Linked DNA regions of Homo sapiens: region 1 is linked to region 2. Evidence: chromatin contacts called from ENCODE Hi-C data. All regions are on one chromosome and are shown on one strand. The core of a region is the stretch at or near the end of the contact, and the rest is flanking DNA. Distances in the headings are between cores, read along the strand shown. Region 1 holds the start of LINC00392 (long intergenic non-protein coding RNA 392). Region 2 has its middle 110 kb from the start of LINC00392.

Region 1 (4,907 bases), core at 818-3,317, 110 kb after region 2:
AGTCTCACTCAGTACAAGACAAAAATAAAATAGAAAAATAAAAAGAGGAAAATCTGTCATTATTATTGATGATGATTATAAACATAGAGAATGCAAGAGAATCTGCAGAAAACTAGAAAAAATAAGGGCCCTCAGAGAGGTTGTGTGATAACTGATAATTATTCAAAAAGCAATAATTTGCCTCTACACTATCCAAAAAGAGAAAATGTAATTTTAAAAATGTAATATTAACTACAGCAAAAAATATAACATACTTGAGAATAAATCTAACAGTGCGCAAGAACTTTTTAGAAAGAAATATTAAAATATTGACAGATATTAAAGAGGCTCTGACTACATGGAAAGACATTACTGTATCCAGAGGTAAGAGGAATCAATAATAAAATGATGTCAATTCTCTCATAATGCAGGCACAACATTATGCAAAGCATGACCCGTGATATGATTCATTACATTACAGTGCACCAAACACTTAGACATTGTTCTATTTTATATTTAAAATAATATAAATAATAGCCAAGTTAAGTTGTGTTTGTTTTTAGTTACCAAAAAATTGAGGGCCTTTTTTTCCTCACTAATTGATGCTGCTAGTGACATCATTTCACAAACATTGACAATATGATGTATAGCCTGAAGATAATATGCAATATTTTTAGGAAGTTTTCATTGGGGGATTTTTTTTTTGAGGCAGGGAAGAGTATTATTGTTCAAATAGCATTATAAAGCATTCTTTCCTTTCACTCATTCTCCTACTCTAATCTGTTTGTTGAGTGCTCACTGTGCCTCTGCTCTCAGTGAGGCAGAAAAAACACGTTTTATTTTGCTATGTTGCATAGTCACTAAAGTTTATTCACTAAAATGAATAAAGTGAATAAAGCTTATTCACTAAAGTCACTAAAGATTATTCACTCCTCTACATGAGGCTGGATTTCTACCTGGTAAGGAGCAGAAGAGGTGCTAGCCAAGCATGGTCCATCTTAGCCTCAACTCCATTAGTCTAGAGAACCCTGACCCATTCCCGAAGCTTCACAAAGAAAGCCATGGCTCAAGGCTAAGATGACAACAAGGCATAGGCAGGTTTCCTTGACTGCTGGAATCGAGCTTTTCTGCTTGGCACATAGACATAGCTGAGAAGCAGTACTCTTGCACAGAATTGGAACTTGTCTCCTTGTTAGATAGGCCCATAACTAGTGCTGTTAATTGGCTGTGGCAACAACAGACTTGGGATCTTAGAATCCAACACTAGAGAGTGTTGTGAGCATTTTACTCTGTCTCATTGAAGCCTCTGTCTTCTACTTCTAAACATTTTTTGTCCTTTTCTTCCTCCGTTAACTTCCCTTTTCCCCTCATTCTCATCTGTGTAGTCTCTTTCCTGTCATTTTCACTCTATTTTATTATTTTCTTTTTTTCTCACTTCTCTCTCCTTCTTATCCTTATGTACTCTTTTTCTCTACTTCCTCGCCCACCCCATATACCCCAGTTTCTGGGTGTATTCCCCTGCCTCCACCAATTTCCCTAGGTTCTCCCTCTCTCTGACTCTATTCCATAGTCTTCTAATATTCATTCTTCTAAAACTTTTCTATTGATCATCTCATGGCAACATGTAGGCCATCACTCTAACAAAAAGAAATAGCAACATTCCCAGTGTGGCAGATGCATGTTAATAGAACAGAAACATTATCCAGATGAAGAGTCTGTGCCCCATTTACCTCCAAGCCTCCTCTTCTCTTGGCAAATGTGTTTCTTTATTTTCTTTTTTTGTGTAGGCAGAAAACATTTTGGATAATACCCCAGAGATTATTTATCATGAATTAGCCCAATTCAGTTTTTACTGCTGTGTTTTTTATTGTCTTATAGTTAAATATTGGCTTAGCCATGAATCCAGAAACTCTCACTGGAGCTCTATATCCAAGTTACTTTATCAATAAGACTATTACACAAATAACTGAATATTCATATGTGCTTATGAAAATCAGAATTACTTACGTGAGCCTCAAGAAATTTAAAAAATGATTAATCTATTGATTTCAGAGGGAAACAACGTCCAGGCTGATCAATTTGGAGAATCATTTTCATCTTTGTGTCCTTAGTACCTACCATGGTTCTTCGCACCTAATGGAATTTCAGTAAGTGCTTGTTAGAGTGAATATTGGTTTTCATCCAATGTATCCTCCTGGGATCCCTAAATACATAACCAAAGGGGTTTCATATGACTACATATTTTACACTTCTATAACAAGAAACAAAATTTGCATGTAAAAGATTAACATGACTGAATTATTTCTTGGTATTTGCAAGGCACTTGACAGTTTTTATGAACTGGCTATTCATCTTGAAAGCTCTACGGAAAAGGGATCTTTAGAAATTTACCGATGCAAAACCCAAGGAAGAAAAATGTGCATCGATCCTAACAAGGAACAGTTTTCCCCGGAGTTTAAAACAGATATGGGAGTTTAAAACGTAGGGAAAATCATCCATTGCGACATAGAATACAAACCTAGCTTTTCTAAGAAAGAGTATGAACAAATGGTATGAGGAGGAAAAAAAAAAAACGTACTGAAGTAAACTCAAGTGACCTCAAGAGGTCTTTGGGTTTCACAGTTCACTTGGCCACCCAGCTTTCTCCCAGTTTTCCTCTAGAAACCCAAAGACTTAGCAACTTAATAGCGAAGCCCAGTGCCAGATTACCCGGTGGACACTGTTAACCCATGTTGGCAGCACCGGCAAATCAGAAACACAAAAATTATTTGTTAAAAAGTGATATTTCAAAAAGAATTTTAAAATAGGCACCCCAGAAATCAAAATCCTCTTAGTCACCTTTTTCTCTTATAGTTTAGAAATTTTTTTAAATTCTGAATTATAGATAGCAGGGTTTGAGGAAGCCTCACTAGGTGATGATATAGGGTCTCTAAAAGACCAACCCAGGCAGGATTTAGTTATAAAGTTTGGCAATTTGCTTGATTCTTGGCTAAAGTTTTTACACCTTTTGAGTAATCATACACATAGGCAAAAATAATAACTCTATAAAGAGAGCAATCAAAACAGCCATAAGTATTCATCTAACCCATATTGAATACCACACATAATCATTACAGCACAGTTAAAAGTATTTCGTGCTCATAATGATGCTCAGGACTATTTCTGACCCTTAGCTCTCTCCTCCCCACCCTGCCACTATCAAGCTAAGACTGGAGGTTTGTTAGCTAATGCTTATCTGAGTTTCTCACTGGACCAAGATGGTAAGGAGGAAGGGAGCAGCACAGAGTCAGGAAGAACAGTGGACTTAGGTGTGAGACAGATCTCACTTTAAGTCCTGGCTCTCTTATTAGCTGTGTAATCCTAGGGAAGTTTCTTAAAGCCCCTGATCTTAAAATAGAGACAGTAATACCAACCTCATAGAATTGGTGGGAAGATTAAAGAGATAAAATATGTGAAGACCTAGAAAATATGGGAAAGCTGCCTCAGTACAATAAGTAGGTATTCAATCAATGGTAGCTGCTGCCACACAGTCATTACAGCTCAGTTTCCTAGATCAGAAATTATTCATTTATTCATTTAATACCTATTGTGCACATATCATTAGCCAAGTACTCTGTTAGGTGCTGAAATGGGTTATAGATTTTTCCTGATGTGGGGGAAAAGGTGATATGGAAACTGGAATTGAGAAAAAGATATGTAATGTAATAGGAAGTTGCTCTGAGTTCCTTGACAGAGAAGGCTAGATATTCCTGCTTCTCTAGTCTTAGCTTGATAGTGGCAGGGTGAGGAGGAGAGAGCTAAGGGTCAGAAATGGTCATGAGCATATGAAAAAGATCAAAGGGTCTGTAAAGTTGATGAACCTATGACAAGGCAGAGTTAAAAGAGGTATTTCTATTTCATGCACAGTTTCTCTATTTTGAACTTCTCTCACAAGGAGTTTGCTCTATTCATTTACATGCTAAAACCTGGCCTTTACTAAGGTTGTTTGGACCTCATCTCCAAACAAAATGTGTTGGGGAGAGAAATCAAAGTAGTTCTCGCCTCTCCCTACAGCAGAGGAGAGTCTGCAAGTTTTATTTTTTCCCTCCTCTGTCCCTATTATGAGATAATTCTACTCAAAAGAGAACAGTCCAGTTGAAATCAAGAAGTATATGCCTACCTGTAATATAGCCAGAAATATGACCCATTGAAGTTTTTTTTAACATTTGTAATCAAATGCCACAAGAAACTATAGACTGTGCCAGCTATTACAACCTTACTGTGAATGTGTTTATTTCTCTACTGTCTCCATAATTCTTAGCCAATATTTGAGGGAATGAAAGTTTTTCCAGAGATGATAGGCTTTAATTCTCCCATGAGAAACCTGAAAGCTCTAGTTATCTCAGTGTGGAAGGTGGAATAATGGCCCTCAAATATATCCACATCCTTATCCTTGGAAACTGTGAATATGTTAGCTTACATGATAAGAGTGATTTTGCAATGTGATTAAATTAAAGATCTTGAAGTGATGAGATGATCCTGGATTATGCAGGAGGGCTCAGTCTAATCACTTGAGTCTTAAAAACTGAAGAACTTTTCTTAGCTGTGATAAAAGGAAGAGATTCGACTATGGAAGGAGGGTCAAGGAGATACTAGACTGCTGGCCTTGAACATGGAGGAAGGGAGCCATGAGCCAAGGAACAGGTGGAGCCTCTAAAAGCTGGAAAAGGTGAAGAAACAGATTCTCCCCTAGAGCCTCCAGAATGGCTGCAGCTATGTCAACACCTTGATTCTACCCCAGTAAGACCTGCATTGGAATTCTGGAACTGTGAAGTAATACATTTGTGTTATTTTAAGCCAATAAATTTATGGTAAATTGTTAGAGTAGCAATAGAAAACTAAGTCACAGCAGGGCAAGAAAGTGAGAACTTTAGGTAAGGAGGGAGGAA
Region 2 (5,468 bases), core at 1,952-4,451:
CTTCCCATGTTTCTAATTGTTTTGGGTCCTGATTTAGAGAAAGCCAATAAAATATTATGGCTTTCTAAGCTATCAATTAATGGACAATTTAGAAAATGCTTATGGGTTGTCTTCCATCTCCAAACTTGGTGGAGCAAATTGAAATGGATGACTCATGTCTAGGGGATCAAGCATGTTAAATCAATGAACATGTTTGCTTGAATCTCATCTCCTAATGAGCTGAAACAGATAGAACATTTCTCATGCATCCAGATGGAATTATTTTGGAAAGTAAACTAATGCACATGCCCACACAAAATTCCTCTGCTATCTCTAGCCAGATTCTGTTAGCTGTTCACCAAGATGATTTACCAACAATATGAGGTTGGGCTGCTTCTTTATATTATTGGCTCCACAGGAATTCTTCCAGAAGACAATATTTTTTCTATTTTGTTTTGTTCAATTTAATAATATCATGTACAATATTTTCTAGATGCTGTGAGTTTGTATGTGTATCTTGAATGTGGGGGAGGTTTAGGTTTTATGACAGTAAGTGGAATTCACTTATTAAGGTTATTTGACTTAGAATTGATTATTTATGCCAATACTTGCTAATATTTAAAATTATTTCACTGTTCATTGCCCTTACTATGTAAAACTCTCTTGAAAGTCACTAAGAAAAAACATAAACAACTCAAAATAAAAAAGTAAATTGGAATAACTTTTGGAGGTCAGTTTTCCAATGTGTATCAAAAGCCCTAAAAAATATACTTCCCGTGCAGCCAGCAGCAATTATACGTCTAAGATTACATACTAAAAAATTAATTAATAATAGCCATGTATCATATCTTACAAGAAATTTCATTGCAATCCAATTTAATAAAAACAAACAAACAAAATGCATGATAGCCTGTGTCCAACAATAGGGAATTGGTTCGTGTTAGCCTGGGTCTTCCAAGAAACAAAAACTGAGATAAGATTAATAATGCAACAGGGCAAACACCCAAGAGGGGAGACGGAGAGAGATAGCCATCAAAATACCATGCAGTTCTCACCGTGGTGAAAGAGAGAGGGGAGGAAGGAAGTTTGGGTGGAAGAGTCTTAGACAGCAGCGCAGTTTTAACAAAGTTTTGGCAATGTTGATAAGGAGTCCTCCAGCCAAAGGCACCTATCAAAGGGGTCCTGTGTCTCTCGGGAATACCCACTAGAAATGTGGCTTTTGCACAGGTTCAGAGGTGGATTCCAAGAGTAGCAGCTGAAGCCATCAGTCAATAATATTTCATGCAGTAGGAGATTTGAGAGGAGCATTTTTATGGCCACCACACATTAAATAAGTTATAACATGACCACACATGGATGTAACCACTGAAGTCGTCAAGTAGATGAATAATTGTTGACAAGGAAAAATGTTTTTATCTTTATTAATAATTAAAATGTTAATCTACTTAAAATTTAATTAACTTTATACTTTTTACCATATCCACAGAGTAATCACAAATCATTTTTATACCTTTTATAATTTGGGAGAAGAAGGCAATACAGATTAAAAAAAAAACACTAACAGAATTGTCACTGGAAATACAATTCATTTACTTCACATTCACTCTCGTTTTTGCTTTTTTATCCTGGGATGCCTAAGTTATAATTACAAGAAAGAGAAAGAAACTTATAAAATTCAATATTGAACATGAGTCAGTCATCCATGAATATTAGATTAGGGAAACTATTCTAGTCATAGCACAGGGCTCTAACTGGGGCTATTGCTTTAAAATGTTCTAAAAATAAATTTGATTTTATTTCCTGGAAAATAATGGTAGAGATGTGATGAATAAATGCTGAGTAGAAAAACAGATCTTTTGATTATTTAGACTTTCTATTGCTCCATACGGAAGGCAAGGAGAATAATAGGGTGCAATGAGTAATACCAGTAATGAGTAATACCAGTTTACACTATGGTGAGTCTGGGGCCTTATCTCTCCAAACAAGGCCACATAAGATAGGAGATCAGCCCCTCAAGGGTTAAGAGAATAAGAGGAGAATAGAAAAACCCTCCTACTGAAGTAGGATTTTATATATTCTTGCTCTGTTCCATGTTGCCACACATTCACCTGTGAAGCACATCATTCAATGATGATTAATAATTGCTGTGATGATGACCTTTGTGTACATGCCAATTTGCAATTAGCTCCTTCAGACTGAAAAATGGAATTTCAGAGCTGGAAGAAAGCTTGGAGTGTACTATTCCCATGATGCTCCTGTGGTCAAATAAATTTAGATATTGCTTCATAGTATAACCCCTCTCCCCAATTTATAATGATAATTAGTATATTAAAAGACATGAGCAATCCACTGGTGAAACTCAATTTAAGTTTGTTTCATACAGCATTTCTGAAACAAAAAAAAGTGAAACTCTTTTTGCACATAATACCTATTAACCCAGTGTACTCATGAAATGCACTGTGGGAAATGAGAATGTTATCCTATCTTTTTGTTTTCATCTAAAAACTCTGAGGGGTTAAGTTACTTAAGGTCACACAGATGGGTACTGGAAAACTGAATAATAAGACTAAGGTACCTAGCTCACTAATGATATTGACTATACCTCTAGCTTGCTATTATTAAAGTTGGTATGGCTATTTCACCATCTTCTTTAGATAAAGGTAGCTGGACTTAGTAGACCTTTGGAAATTTAACTAAAACTATTCAAAACAGCTACTTCAGAAAGTATCCAAATTATTTTGAAGTATACCAAAAGGACAAGTGGAAAATAAGATTTGTTATCTTTTTCATCCTCCTCGGCTACTGTTTTCCGGATGTGTTTCAGATTATTGGGCTGAAGAACAAGCTTCCTTGAGGAACTGCTTCTGAGTAGCGATTTATTAATTGCTTCTGAAATGATTTTGAGTTATGTTTCTTTTATTGGATTCCATAGTGGAATGTGACAGAGTATGTTGCTTTTTCTTTGATGCCTTCAGAGTTGTTATGGAGGCATCCCTTCGGCCAAGTGGAAAGCAGATTTAAAAGCAAGCATGGAAATGTGTGCTTTGGGGTGATTGTGGATTCTTCATCTCCTGAGGGGGATGAGCAGCTGTACCCTCAGGTTGCCCCTTCTCCTGCCTTGAAGGCTGAACTAATTTCCCAGAAGACTAGAAATAGATTGATGTAAGGGTGTGCAGCCTGGGGGTCAAACCATAGGCTAACTGGCTCTTCCAGTTGTTGATGTTTTTGTTAAAGTTTCCAGTGATCTTGATGCCTCATGTTGAGTAAGAGATCCAAGAATGTAGCCAGGTCGCTGGACTGAAACCAACTATACAAATTCTGAAGCTCTGTTGGGCTCAAACCAAGAAACACAGGTGGTCTTACCGAGCCACTTCAATCTTAGCCCAGCCTTAGAATAGCAGCAAGTACCTGGGTGTGTTTATTATTCTCCAACAAATATTTTTCCATTTATTTCATTTTTAAAACAACCAAAGACAAAGCTTATTCAGCTGTAAAAATGAATTTATGTCTTGATTCAGTTGACTTTTCTTTTGTATTTTTCTCAGTTAAAGGGAAAAGGGAAAGTGGTAGGGAGCAGCAATAATTTATGCAAGGGCATCAATTAGGGAGTCCTTCAGTGTAACCTGACATTTTTTAGGGGTAAGGATCTCCTGACTTGCTCAATTATTTCTGGACTTTTCTACAAAGACCCTCTGAATGTTTGTTTCCACAGAGATCTTGACAAACACTAGAGACCCATCAGCCAGAGTGAATTCCCTTAGTGAAATCACTATTCTCTGCCAAGAATCAAAGGTCATCCCAGTGGAGTGCCGTCTTCGTGTTCAGCAGCTACGGAGTGTCTGGAACAGAGTGAGAACAAAAGTATCCTCATTTGGTGCCCCCTGACTCTTTTGGGAAGAATCCCAACAAAACTGCCACTGGGAATTCAGAAAGCACATTTGGAGACTGGGAAAGGGCCAGGCTAAACAGAAGAGAATGGCAATTTAGAGTCAATAAGATAAAGGAAATAAATGACTCAAAGAAGAGTTTTAAGCCAATATTTACACCCATATTGCCATATTTACAGCTTAAACACTATGCACTGAACATGCAGGAAGTAAGTTTTTATGGGTCTCTTAATGAATGTTAAGTCAATAGTATCCCAAACAATGGGCCCCAGTGAACTTTCTTATGAAGGCCATACAGTGACTTATTCAAATGGAGTCAGAGTCAGGTTCAGCTCGGCAATGTACAGTTTTAGAAAAAAAGCAGTTTTCCACCAGGTGCAGTGGCTCACGCCTGTAATCCCGGCACTTTGGGAGGCTGAGGCGGGTGGATCACTTGAAGTCGGGAGTTCGAGACCAGCCTGGCCAACATGATAAAATCCTGTCTCTACTAAAACACACACACACACACACACAAAATTAGCCAGGCGTGGTGGCAGGTGCCTGTAATCCCAGCTACTTGGGAGGCTGAGGCAGGGGAATTGCTTGAACCTGGGAGGCAGAGGTTGCAGTGAGCCAAGATCACGCCACTGCACTCCAGCCTGGGTGACAGAGCAAGACTCCCTCTCAGAAAAAAAAAAAAAAAAAGCAGTTTTCAAAGTAGGCATTTCTAATATGGCAGATGGCCTCTTAAATGTGTCTATTATTTAAAGGAACCATGACATAGAATTAGAAGTCTGCTATATTATCTGACTCTTAACTATCTGTACAGCAGATTTTATTGTAACAGACCCAATGGTTAAAGATGCTACCATCACCACTATCATAAGGGAACAATTATGCAGACAAAGCTAATTAAAGGGCTAACTAGCAAATTAATATGTGCAATTGTGAGTCCATGACAGCCAGGCAACTGAACAGTAAAATGGATTTTATCAATTGGTTGGTGCCATGGAGTCAGCAACTGCCTTTTTAAAACCAGTTTTTTCATTTCCTTCTTTTTATGGGGGAGGTAAGAGGATCTTAAAGACATCAGACCCATATAGGCTGATTGGCAGGTCCAGATGAATGATCAATAAGGCAGAAACACTCTGATATGTAAAACGCAAGCCCAAGGGAAATACCACAGAGCTCTTTGATCTTAACGAGATGCTCAGACAACTTTTTGGAAACTTTTATTAATTTTTTGGGGGTGCCCCATTGTTCAGAGTCCTCTGGTTGCATTTACAAGTGTAATAGAAAATGACAGCCCTGTTATCCTTTCTTAAAATGTCAAAGACCACATAAAACAAACCTCATTCACAGACATCCCCCACTTTTAAACATCATGCCAGGTAACCAGCATGACAGAGCAGACCTCATATTTTGAGAGTATTCATTTTTGGAAATTCTGACTTTGTAAAAAAAAAAACAATCATTCTGATTAAAAAAAAGACAGAGATAGTATTCTAATTGATGGCTCATATACAAATTAATAGACAATTATTGCATCAACTGACAGTCCAATAGAGCAGACATCCAGTTTTCTTTTTTTTTTATTATTATACTTTAAGTTTTAGGGTACAT

Evidence for each region. A loop is a pair of places that touch in the nucleus more often than their neighbours do. Pooled maps may share reads with other maps.
Region 1: a map of K562 shows a loop between it and region 2 (2.0-fold over the local background). The contact joins the promoter of LINC00392 here to the enhancer-like site in region 2. A Hi-C loop is called at or near these places in 1 of 168 maps with a recorded cell type or tissue (K562) and 1 of 50 pooled maps.

The regions. Positions count from the first base shown.
Region 1 is chr13:73,562,177-73,567,083 of GRCh38, forward strand. It overlaps LINC00392 (long intergenic non-protein coding RNA 392), which reads left to right and starts at 2,068. Exons shown (of 3, transcript NR_047009.1): 1 at 2,068-2,126. The region is part of intron 2 of LINC00393 (long intergenic non-protein coding RNA 393); the gene reads right to left.
Region 2 is chr13:73,447,555-73,453,022 of GRCh38, forward strand. No RefSeq gene overlaps it. Among named protein-coding and RNA genes, the nearest start is that of LINC00392, 110 kb to the right of the region's middle. Within about 2 kb of position 3,202, at least 4 of the 41 ENCODE cell types and tissues checked have a DNase peak (open chromatin) inside an H3K27ac peak, as active enhancers do.